Linked DNA regions of Homo sapiens: region 1 is linked to region 2. Evidence: chromatin contacts called from ENCODE Hi-C or POLR2A ChIA-PET data. All regions are on one chromosome and are shown on one strand. Each heading gives the region's core, a stretch centred on a gene start or an enhancer-like site at or near the end of the contact. The rest is flanking DNA. Distances are from core to core; before and after follow the strand shown. Region 1 overlaps CAV2-DT (CAV2 divergent transcript). Region 2 overlaps CAV2-DT (CAV2 divergent transcript).

What was found. Hi-C counts contacts between places; a loop is a spot of excess contacts on that map. ChIA-PET counts read pairs that join two places held with the same protein, here RNA polymerase II (POLR2A).
Region 1: a map of endothelial cell of umbilical vein shows a loop between it and region 2 (6-fold over the local background). The contact joins two enhancer-like sites. A Hi-C loop is called at or near these places in 2 of 168 maps with a recorded cell type or tissue (endothelial cell of hepatic sinusoid and endothelial cell of umbilical vein). POLR2A ChIA-PET finds 5 or more read pairs at or near these places in 5 of 52 experiments (MCF 10A, PC-9, Panc1 and 2 more).

Annotation. Positions count from the first base shown.
Region 1 is chr7:116,461,598-116,467,862 of GRCh38, forward strand. The region is part of intron 1 of CAV2-DT (CAV2 divergent transcript); the gene reads right to left. Among named protein-coding and RNA genes, the nearest start is that of CAV2-DT, 35 kb to the right of the region's middle. Within about 2 kb of position 4,319, at least 7 of the 41 ENCODE cell types and tissues checked have a DNase peak (open chromatin) inside an H3K27ac peak, as active enhancers do; they include PC-9, Panc1 and endothelial cell of umbilical vein, where a contact is called at or near this core.
Region 2 is chr7:116,422,458-116,428,862 of GRCh38, forward strand. All of the region lies in intron 1 of CAV2-DT (CAV2 divergent transcript), which reads right to left. Among named protein-coding and RNA genes, the nearest start is that of CAV2-DT, 74 kb to the right of the region's middle. Within about 2 kb of position 4,019, at least 6 of the 41 ENCODE cell types and tissues checked have a DNase peak (open chromatin) inside an H3K27ac peak, as active enhancers do; they include PC-9, Panc1 and endothelial cell of umbilical vein, where a contact is called at or near this core.

The DNA.
Region 1 (6,265 bases), core at 3,069-5,568, 39 kb after region 2:
AGATTGTGAACTTTCTGCAACTGGTAATAAGAAAAGATAAAATCAACTTTTTGAAAAAAGCAACATCCAGCATTAAACACTAGGGGGGAAGCATAGGATGCACAGAAATTACAAGTTAAAACAGAAAGTAAAAATTCTGGTCTAGATTAGCATATGGATTATGCAGAATAAGACAGAAGATTCTGCAGGAAATAAACTGTGAAATCTCAAAATTAACAGAATGACACCTCTCATGAATAGAGAAGCAAGAATTTTCAACAAATATTAGCCAGTCAAATCCAGCAAAATGTAATAAAGATATTACATTATGACCAAGTGGAATTTATCTCAGGGATGCAAGACTGACTCAAAATTTTAAAATCAATTGATATAATTAACCACAGTAACAGAATAAAGAAGAAAATCATATTATTATTTCAATAGGTGAAGAAAAATCACTTAAAAAAATTAAACACTGGGCCCAAACTCTCAGAAAACTAGGAATAGAAGGGAATGTTCTCAATTTAATAAGGTACCTCTAATGAAAACCCACAGCTAACATTGTAGTTAATAGTGAAATACTGAACACTTCCCCTTGGGATCAAGAATAAGACAAATGCATTCACTCACATTACTCCTATTAGCATAGTACTGAAAGTACCATAAGGCAAGAAAAACAAATAAAATATAGACAGATTGTAGAGAAGGGAGTAGAACTGTTGCTATTTGCCAATGTTGTGCTTGTGTATGTAGAATATCCTAAGGAATCAACACAACTCTAGAGGTAAAGAGTAAATTTATCAGGTTCTTTTAATTCAAGGTCAATTAACAAAAATAAATTGTATTTCTACATATTCAAAGCAAATAATTGGAAAATTAAAATTTTTAAATTATCATGTATAATAGCATCAAAACCATAAAACATTTAGAAACAAATTTAACAAAATATGTGCTGGATCTTTCAAACTGCAAAACACTGCTGAAAAAAATTAAAGGTCAAAATAAACGGGGAGATGTACCATGTGTCTTGGTTGGAAGACTCCATGTTATTAAGATGCCCATTCTCCATAAATTGATCTACAGATTCAACACAATTGCAGTTAAGAATTCCATAGATCTTTTTTTTTAGAAACTGACAAGGTGATTCTCTCTCTCTCTTTCTCACACACACACACACACACACACACACATCTTAGATTACTATATATTTGTGAAAAACATACATATATTTGTACATGCGTGTACAAAGAATGTAAATAGTTGAAACAATTTTGAAAAAGAACAAAGTTGAAGTACTTATGTAACCAGATTTCAGGAGTTAAAGCTACATTACTTGAGATAGTGAAGTAAGAATATATGTATAAATTAATGGAACAGAAAAGAGTGCCCAGAAAGAGACTCACGCATAGATGTGCAATTATTTTTAATAAAGTCAGCAAGGTAGCTCAATGGGAAAGAAAATTCTTTTTAACAAATGGTGCTAAATTAACTGCATATGCCCATGGAAAAACATGAACCTTACACCATGAATAATAATTACCTTGAAATAGACTGTAAACTTAAACGTAAAAGCCAAAACTAAAAAAAAAAAAAAACTTTTAGAAGAAAATATATAAGAAAATATTCAGGACTTTGGGGTAGACAAAGACGTTTTAGCAAAAATGCAAAAGGCATACACCATCAATGAAAATTGGTAAGTTGGACAAAATTTGAAACATAAGCTCTCTGGAAGACATTATTAAGAAAACGAAATGGCAAGCCACAGACTAGAAGAAAATAGTCACAATACATATATATATCAGACAAGATACATGTGTCAAGATTTTATTTAGAACTTTAAAGTTTTGATTAGAAGATGAACAACCCACTTTAAAAAAAAAAGAGGACAAGTACTAAGCAGATATTTCACACACAAAAAAAGTTTATGAATCACCAATAAGGACATAAAAAGATGTTCATCATTAATCATAAGGAAAATTACATTAGTCCATTCTCACACTGCTATAAAGATATTAGCTGAGACTGGGTGATTTATAAAGGAAAGAGTTTTAATTGACTCACAGTTCCACATGGCTGGGGAGGCCTAGGGAAACTTGTAATCATGGCGGAAGGTGAAGGAGAAGCAGGCACCTTCCTCACAAGGTGGGAAGAGAGAGAGCATGCTTGAAGGAGGAAGTGCCACTTTTTTCAACCATCAGCTCTCATGAGAATTTACTCACTATCATGAGAACAGCATGGGGGAAACCATTCCCTGATCCAGTCACCTCCCACCAAGTCCCTCTCTCAATAAGTGGTGATTACAATTAGAGATGAGATTTGTGTGGGGACACAGAGCCAAACCATATCAAAAATGCAAATTAAAACCACAGTGAAATACCACTACACATCCACGAGAATGGCCAAAATGAAAAATACTTACAATGCCAAATGCTGGTAAGAATGTGGAGCAACTGAAACTTTCGTGCACTGTTGCTGAAAGTGTAAAATGGTACAAATACCTGGAAAACAGTTTTGTATTTTCTTTGGTTTTTTTTTGTTTGTGTGTTTGTTTGTTTGAGACAGGATCTTGCTCTGTTGCCCAGGCTGGAGTCCAATGACATGTCATATCTCACCACAAACTTGACCTACCCAGCTCAAACAATCCTCCCGCCTCAGCCTCCCTGAGTAGCAGGGACTACAGGTGCATGCCACCATACCCAGCTACTTTTTTTTTTTTTTTTTTTTTTGTAGAGACGAGGTCTCTCTATGTTGCTCAGGCTGGTCTAAAACTCCTGAGCTGAAGTGATCCTCTTGCCTTGGCCTCCCAAAGTTCTGGGATTACAGGCGTGAGCCACCATGCCTGGCCTTTTCTTCATTTTCATGTGAAGTTAAACATCTATTCATCATATAACCTAACAATTCTTTCCCCTGTTTTACGCAAGAAAAATGAAAACATGTATCTGCAAAAGGATTTGTACGTAAGGATTCATAGGAATTATATTCATCATAACCCAAAACTGGAAATAACCCACGTTATTCAGTAAGTTATATCAATATTTGAATGGATAAACAAATGATGGCATATTCATACAACAGAATAGTTCTGAGTCATGTTCATGTTCTATGGACACTTCTGTAAATTCAATCTCATTTTCTCATTTAATAAGCATAATTCCTGCTAGAGTAGGAGCTATAAAATATGCTGCCCCTTAAATGATGTTGAAGAAATTTCCATATTAATGATTCATAATTACTTGTCATGTTCCATACTCACTCATATTGAACCCCAAAGTTATGTTATCATGTGCTAGTCTTTCTAAATCATTTGCTAAACAAATCAAGGAATCAGAGAGTATGGCATGTATGACAACACCTCATGTCATTATAGATATTTTAAGTATTTTAAATAGCTCTTCATCCTCATTAAAACTGGGAACACTGTGGAGACTTCTAGATTTATGCATTATTTTTACTTATATAACACAGCTTTTCTTCATGTCCTCTTCTTCACTGCTTCACAAACCAACCTGACATGTTTAAAAACTTTATATTCCAATGTACATTTAGGGAATATTTTATAAAGAGACACAGAATTGCCCAGCACTTCACTCAAATGTTACTCATTAGACTTACCTCTTCCCAGGCTCTTCGGACTCTCAGCAGCTAGTTCCTCTCACAGTCTCAAACCCCCTTCTCCTCCCCCAATCACCTATCTTCCCTCTCTCTCCACTCATTTCTCCCAGCAACCACTCCATCTCTCTGCTGGTCTCTTTTTTTTCACTCCTTTCTGTATCTCTCAGCATTTCTCATGCAGAACAATTTAATTCTCACTCCCCTTCAATTTTGAATTCAAGCAGTTGGCCCTCTGCTTAATACTGCCTTAAGCATTATCCGAAAATGAAGATTTCATTTCAAAGTTCTCAAATTACCAAAACTTATTCTTTTTGTGGATAAAAGGAATTGTAAGTAACATCTCTATTGTTTTACCCTTATTTTAGGATAGTTTCATAATGCATAATTAATGCTCTAAAAATAGTTGTAAAAGTTTCCTATGAAATGCATGATTAAAATATAAGATTGCCTTAATGAAAAAATAGCTCATGAATTTTTATTATATTTTTAAAGTTTAACAACAAAGAAGATATGCCAAGCAAAAATATAACAATTTCTTACATGTGGAACATTTTTAGGTATAAAACAGAAAAATATAATTTTCATGGAATAACTACTAGCTACAACCATATGCTAATATTTTCTAAGGTGATATTGTAACCTTAAAAAGCCCAGAGATTTCAAATTAGCCAAAGATGTGTCAGTTGAGTTATTCATTTATAGTAAGCTTTCAGGCCTTAGGACATCACCTATGAACTAAAAATGCTGAGTCAAAAGCCTACCAAGTGACTCATCCTTTCTTATCTTCTTTTTCCACAATAACCATCTTTAGTCACTAATTCCCTAAGTCTAGAGGGAAGGAACTGACCCAAATGCCTTAAAAAAGTAGAACTTTCTTCCCAATGGACGTTTGAAGAAAGACCCCCACCAGCACTCGAAATTGCCAATCTTCCTAAATTTTGAAAAAGTATTAAATACATACATCTGAATAAAATTATTATACTCACACAGGAATATATTTTCCTCTCTGCAGGAAAAATAGAGAAAACCATAAATATTTTATCAGAATGTAATTGTTCAGTGAGCCATCATTTCAACCACTTAGGAAAAATGGAGAGAAGAAAGTCACGTTCAATTATTATTTGACACTAACACCACATACAAAACAAAAATAAGTTTAAGATAACATCTATAAGTATAAATGCTATATAAATACTAGAAAATATTTAATGTGTGTGTGTGTGTGTGTGAGAGAGAGAGAGAGAGAGAGAGAGAGAGAGAGAGAGAGAGACAGAGAGAGGAGATTGCTTACTATTTGGTATAACTTGCAAAAAAAAATATTCATTTGGTTGTAGGGCAAACCTAGATTGGAAGGATAAGAATCATTGCACTTCACTTCCTCCAGGATCCATCTGTCATCTTTGGCTTAGAGACAGATAACTGTTTTCACTTAATTTGTTTTCCAGTTCATGTTTCTCAGATGTTTAACATGGTATTTTGGAAAAGGCAAAACTATGGAGACAGGAAAAAGATCAGGGGTTGCCAGGAGTTTAAGGGAAGGGAAGGATGAATAGGCAGAGCATAGAGATTATTAGGGCAATGAAATTATTCTGTATGATACTGTAATGGTAGATATGTGCCCTTATGCATCTGTCAAAAGCCACAATAAGTAAAATCTAATGTAAACTATGGATTTTAGTGATAATATATTAATATTGGCTTATCAACTGAAACAAATGTACAACTAATACAATGTCTCAGGAACAGGGAAAACTGAGATGAGAGGGTAATATAGGAAATCTCTTTACTTTCAACTCATTTTTCTACAAACCTAAAACTGATATAAAAAGAAGTCTATTAGTTAAAATTCAGAAAAGGAGAAAAACATTGATAAGAAAATACTTTTTTAAATGGAAGACATATAAAAAAACATAAATTAGGCCTTACTGAGGATTTCTGTGGGTCACTGAAGTGGTGTTTGCATAACATATTACATATGAAATTTTCCTAAAACTGTCCTTGAGTACATGTCCCTTTTTCATGTTTTTGTTTCAATCATTTTGGGGGTACAGGTAGTTTTCGGTTACATGAATAAGTTATTTTGTGGTGATTTCTGAAATTTTGGTGCACCCGTCACCCAAGCAGTGTACACTGTACTCAATATGTAGTCTTTTTTTCCTCACCTCCCTCCCACCCTTCGCCCCAAGTCCCCAAAGTCCATTATAGCATTCTTATGCCTTTATGTCCTCACAGATTAGCTCCCACTTATAAGTGAGAACATACGATATTTGGTTTTCCATTCCTGAGTTACTTCACTTAGAATAATGGCCTCTAGTTCCATCCAAGTTGCTGCAAAAGACATTATTTCATTCCTTTTTATGGCTGAGTAGTATTCCACGGTGTATATACCCACATTTTCTTTACCCACTCATTGGTTGATGGGCGCTTAGGTTCGTTCTATATCTTTGCAATTGCGAATTGTGCTGCTATAGACATGCATGTGCATGTATCTTTTTTACATAACGTACGTCCCTTTTTTAAAAATAATTATTTTGTAGAGAAGAGATCTTGCTAAGTTGCCCAGCTGGCCTTGAACTCCTGGCATCAAGCAATCCTCCCGCCTCAGCCTCCTGAAGTGCTGGGATTACAGGCATAAGCCATCGCGCCCAGCCCATATGTCTTCCTTTTTCCTAGG
Region 2 (6,405 bases), core at 2,769-5,268:
CTTAGGGTGACGTGTAAAACAGATCTTTCTCTTGTAAACATTGCTGCCCTGTAGCGTAATATAGGATTATTGTTATATGTTACTAATAAGTTTACATTCTAGTCTACCAAATGATGGGGAATGGGGATAGTATATTTTACTACAGTTAACATTCATAATTAGTTTACATACAAATTAACTGAACAAATTAAATTATATATGCAATTACAAATATATCTGGTAAAAATTCTGGTTCTTGTTTGGTCTTCCAGTGTGCTTTCAGCAAAAACTGCTAATATGCCTCAAGCCACAAGCCATATGAGGCCAAATAAAACTATTTTTTAAATACACTCCCCAGCTGATTCTAATTGCCCAATTCATTTGTGTTTCTTTCCACAAACCATTTCTGCAGCCTATCAGTAGGATTGCCTGATTGATCATTCCCAGAGATTTGGGCAGAGTGCAACTAGGATGCCTATTATCCCTGGCAACAAATAACCATGTTAAAAACAAATGTTCTCCACAGCAGATGCAGCTGTGGAGAACATACAAACTCACAGAAAGAATATGGGCAAATAAAAAAGACATTTGCAAAGAAAAAAGATTTCAAAAGCTAACATAACTCCCCCAGTGCCTGGCACATTTATAGGTACCCATGAAAAGAATATAATCACCATGTTCAAACAAGAAAGCTAAACTGAACTGTTCACATTCAACAGTGACATAGGCAGATAAGAAATGTACCATCAGCAGGGAATAAATAATGTTACCCAAAATGACACCTAAAGAGCAAAGGATCTAGAGAGGTGTCATGAAATTTTCCAAAATAAAATCTCAAACTAAATCAACTTAATTATTAAACAATGTAAATTTGAAATGGGGGTAGAGTGAAGAGGAAGAATTGAAAAATCAAACAAAGAAAACTATCAGTTGAGCTTTCCCTATGACAATGAGAGTAACTGTCAATCGATAACAATGACTATGACCGTAAGTATAACCATCAAAACATATTTAATAAGAGGATTGAAGGTGGTAGACATTTCCCATATTTATTCATTAGCATTCCATCACAGAGAAATCAGCTACCTTTTGGTATATGTGCTAGATTAGTTCAATCAATGATTATTAGCATATGTTTTAATGTCCAAAACCTAAGAGCTGTTGCTGTGCCAAAGAAATCAGGGTGTAGACAAAAGAAATGCAAGGAATCCAGCCTCACCTTTTAAAGTTTTCATGAGACACAGCTTCATGAAGAAAACACTTGTGTATTAATACAAGAAGTTTAACTCAAGAGTGTGTGGGTAGCATATCAAGCAATCAAAGGTAGCTGAGCACAGGAAATGGAAAGAAACAACATAAATGCAGAAAGAATTCAGGCATTGACTACACACCGGCCCGTGAAACTGGCTGCTCCCTTTTCTATCAGATCCTACTCGGTCTGTCATTGGATGGGCAGTTAGTAGAACCAGGGACTAGACAGGAGTTAAGCACCTTATGCATCCCCTTTTCTCTCCACCAACTGCATCTATTATCAAAATACAAACTACTCCCCACCGCCCCCAAAAAAGTGCACTTCAGTTGAAAGTAGTACTCTGGTGGCACAGAGAATGGTATTTCCAATGTCTTTTTCTCAGATTGTTTATGTATTTGCACAGAGTGTTAGCTAAGTCCCTTTATTATTTTTTGCATCACAGCTTCCCTCCATGTTTATTTCTCTGGTTTACACCAGCAGTGTAGTGTTATTTCTCCAAACAAAGGAAATGTGCCAAAGTATAATTTTATAGTGGTCTCCACTAGCCTCCTTCTTTGCCCCCTACCATTTCAGGCTGCTCAGTTCTAGTTTTCCCCACAGGGAAACTTAGTCAAGGATTTTGCATAATAGTTGGGAACTTGTCAAGGATTTTGCATAATAGTTGACATTTTGTGTGTTATGCCTGGCACTATGCTAAAGGTTTCTTATGCATTATCTTATTTGGTCAGTAAAACAACTTTATGAGATATGTTTTTCTATTATCCGCATCTCTAAGATGGGGAAATTAAAGCTTAGAGAGATTAATTCACTGACCAAAGGTGAGCAGAGCTGGATCTGAGCTAGAAGAGGCTAACTCTAAAACCCACACTCTTTTTTTTTTTTTTTTTTTTTGAGACAGAGTCTCACTCTGTCGCCCAGGCTGGAATGCAGTGGTGAGATCTCGGCTCACTGCAACCTCTGCCTCCTGGGTTCAAGTGATGCTCCTGCCTCAGCATCCCAAGTAGCTGGTACTACAGTCATACACGCCACCATGCCTGGCTAATTTTTGTATTTTTAGTAGAAGCGGGGTTTCACCATGTTGCTCAGGCTGGTCTCGAACACCTGACCTTGTGATCCACTCGACTCTGCCTCCCAAAGTGTTGGGATTACAGGTGTGAGCCACTGTGCCCAGCCTTTTTTTTTTTTTTTTTTTTTGAGAGAGAGTCTCACTCTGTCACCCAGGCTGGAGTGCAGTGTCACGATCTTCACTCTGCAACCTCCGCCTTCTAGGTTCAAGCGATTCTCCTTCCTCAACCTCCTGAGTAGCTGGGATTGCAGGTGCACACCATCATGGCCGGCTAATTTTTGTATTTTTAGTAGAGACGGGGTTTTGCCATATTGGCCAGGCTGGTCTTGAACTCCTGACCTCAGGTGATCCATCCACCTAGGCCTCCCAAAGTGCTGGGATTACAGGCATGAGCCGCCATGCCCAGCCTAAACCCCCCATTTGTAGCCACTTCAATATATCTGCTGTCTTTTAAGAAAATGTCAAATCTGTCTAAATTGCCTTTTGAAAAATGAGAAACAACAACAACAACAAAAAAAAAACGAGCAGAAGGCACATTCTCTCATCCTGACTCCCTCCCCACACAACCCACGTGGAAAAGACCTTTACTTATAATTTTATATGAAAGTGACTAATGTACCAAGCTCAGTGCACTTTAAGAGACTCTTTCACTTTTTAAAAAAAGAATTGTGAGCAAAGACTATATTCTCAACAAATACTGTCTTTCTACATCAATTAAGGGATTGCAAGTTTGCATATAGAGAAAATAGGTCTGTACTCTCATTTATGGAATTTAGTCTGGCATTTTTGAGGTAACCATTCATTAGGAACAAAGTTTTGTTTTACAGCTTTATTAAGATAGTACTGATATACAATAAATTATACATACTTAAAGTATAAAGTTTGGAAATTTTTGACATGTTTACTCTGTGAAAACATTACCTACTCAAAATAATAGACATTTCTATACTTCCTAAAGTTTTCCTTTATCTTTGTTATATTTATGTCCCACTCCCCACCCCTTCCCCAGGAACTACTGATCGGCTTTCTGAGACTGCATATTAGGTTTCATGTCACAGATGTTTATATGAATGACATCATGTAGTATATACTCTTTTCCTTCTGGCTTCTTTCACTCAGCATAAATATTTAAGATTCATCTGTGTTGCAGTATGTATCAATGGTTCACTTTTATTGTTGTATAGTATTTCATTGTGGGAATATGTCACAGTTTGTTTTATCCATCCACCAGTTGATGAATATGTGGGTTGTTTCCAGGTTTTGACTTTTAAAGTAGAGCAGCTGTAAGTTTTGGTCTGAATATGTGGTATATCTAGGAATAGAATGACTGGATCATATAGCAAGTCTATGGTCAACGATTTACAAGCTGCCAAGTTATTTTCCAAAGTGATTATTGTACATTTCCACCAACGGTGTGTGAGAAGTGTGTAGAATAACCTTGCTTTTCTCAAATTATGATCAAGAGTTAGTACCTGGCTCCTCAGGGAAAAGAAATGAAAATCCTGGATCATAGTCCCTTATGGACCTTTTGTCTTCATTAGAAAATTATGTAATAAATATATCAAGCAAGGTCTCCTGGAATGAAAATTTTATGACACCACATGAAGATAAAAAACATGTTTTGAATAAATTAAATAATTAGCTAATTGTTTTGGAGATCCTTGACTAAGACATGGAAATACCTCTTCAGAATTGCTCAGGTCTTCTGAGGATGCATCTGCATATGACACTAGGGCGAGGATGTGTGACTCAGAAATTCCACTCACTGGAAGTCAAGGCATATTTTTTTTTTTTTCTAGCTGGGCTTAAAGCCAATGTCACCATAACTTTAATGGACTCAGTGTAGCTGTGAGTTGTATTATCTCAGGAGTATAATCATAAAGATAAGTTGAAAACAGCATTCCAGGAGATTGCCAACACTCTATTATAAAGTAAATAAATACAGATGGGGCACTACACTGAAAATGTGGCATGAAGTTGCCATCCACGGCAGAGGTCAACATTTGGACCTGATAAATGAAGCCAAGTCATAGATAAGAAAAAAATATCTAGGACCAAAAGAACAAATATTTAAGAGTGGAGCCCTCAGAAAAAGAAAGAATCATCCATAGGAATAAAAGAAAAAGAAAGGTAAGGAGTCTTCTGGCATAGAAACGGCAGCATTTAGGATGAACTGTCCTCAAGACTATCTCCAATGCTGTTCCTTCTTCATGACTGAATCCCCTACACTTGCTGTCTCATCTCCCTAGGGTCAGCTGGACCTGTTGGACTTGAGGTGTCAATTTGGATGTTTAATTTTGATTTAAACTCAATTTTAGATACTTTTCTCTTTTGAGATCTTCATATTTAATCCATTATTCAAACTCGTGTAGCTAATGAAATGATGGGGGAGAATAGAAGCCTTAGTTTTACATATACGATCAGTATGATGGTGATTTTTTTTCCTGTATAAATTCTATGTAAAAGAAACCTGGTTTGAACCCCCCCCCAAATTAGAGTTACTTCCTAATGATTTTTAATGTAATCTGATTTTTTTTTCGGGCTTCTTTCTTGTGCTTGTTTTTCAGACATATGAAGGAGGGTCTTTTCATATTAAATTGTTTTCCTGGCAGCACCTGAACCAAAGGATCAGACTTAAAATAAGTCTTTTTCCAATGTTATGTTGAAATTGGATACGACATTTCTCACAAAACTTCTAAGTCAAACAGTGATGAGAAACTACTGCCTAAAAGGTACCTATTTAAGACAGAGACTATATATAGGTTTTTTAGAAGTTCTTGTTCTTCTCCCTCTGCAAAGCACCACACATATCCATGTTTCATTTATAAATAGATTTGAAAATTACTTTCGTGCACCTGCATTAACCATTTTCTGTTCTGTATGATGAAATACAGTCCTTGGGAAGATTTTTCCTGGGTCATGGTTTAAAAAAAAAGAGAATGCTGAAGACTATGACTAAAATTCCTTTGTTAAAGCCCAAAGTCAATCAAATCTATTTCCATCCTTAGCAACATGTGGTTCCATTAAAGTTAATCACTTTTCTATTTCGGTGTATAGGCATTAATTCCCTACTTTAAGGAGTTTAATAGTTGAAGAAAAAAAGTACAATTCCAGAAATAAGTACTCTCATGAACATTTGCAGAATATTTGTCTTGTCCGAGATGTTTCAGAAACAAATAAATGAAATGTAGGAAACAAGATATGGGCATGATGCACTATTTCCTTGAAAGAATGCATTGGCCATTTGTCATGTGGGGACTTAATACCTTTTATTGTATTATATTCTTCTATAAAGGTATTCTTCTAGACATCAAGCATGAGAGTTTCCAGAAGCCATTTTTTTGCTATGTTCTTTAGTTTGTGTTCTCTAATACAACTCCAAGAACCATACCGGAGAACCAAACAGAGTGGTTCTGGCCAGGGCTCACTCTTTCTCTGTTTCTCTCTCCTGTCATCTCTATTTCAACAATATCTCTTAGCTTTGCTTCTCTTTGGGTGCAGCATTATTCTCTTCTACTGCAAATAAGAAGATTCCTCCAGGTGTCCAGAAAGATGGTCACCAGTGGCCCTAGGCAAACATTATTTGAACAACAAGATGTACTCAATTAGATTATTTATTTTTGCCTACACAGTTTATACAAGTTACAGATAAAATAGTACAAAGTTGTATTTGCTATTATTTTCTCTTTCTAAAACCTTCCCTCTACCTTTAGTTGTGTTCATTTTCTTATTTCTAATATTATACTATGTACTTGTACTGTCTTTTTTATCTTGACCAATCCACAGATTCTGTATTTTACCAAAAACAATTTGTACATTTACTAAGTTTCCACTTTCTCCTACTTTTTATTCTTAACAATTCAAGTTTTTTCTTTTCCTCCTACACATTTGGTATGAATGCTTAGCGTTTTTTCCCCCAATATATTCTCTTTTCTAACAAATGCACTTAAGGCTAAAATTTTCCCTCTGCCTACAGCTTTGGCCACATTTCACATATTGTAATGTACTGTTTTCTCATTGTTCACTTATAATATTTATTATTCATTTTTATTTACTCTTTAGCCAACAGTTTTCTAAATAAGTCTTTTAAAGTTTCCATAAAAAGATA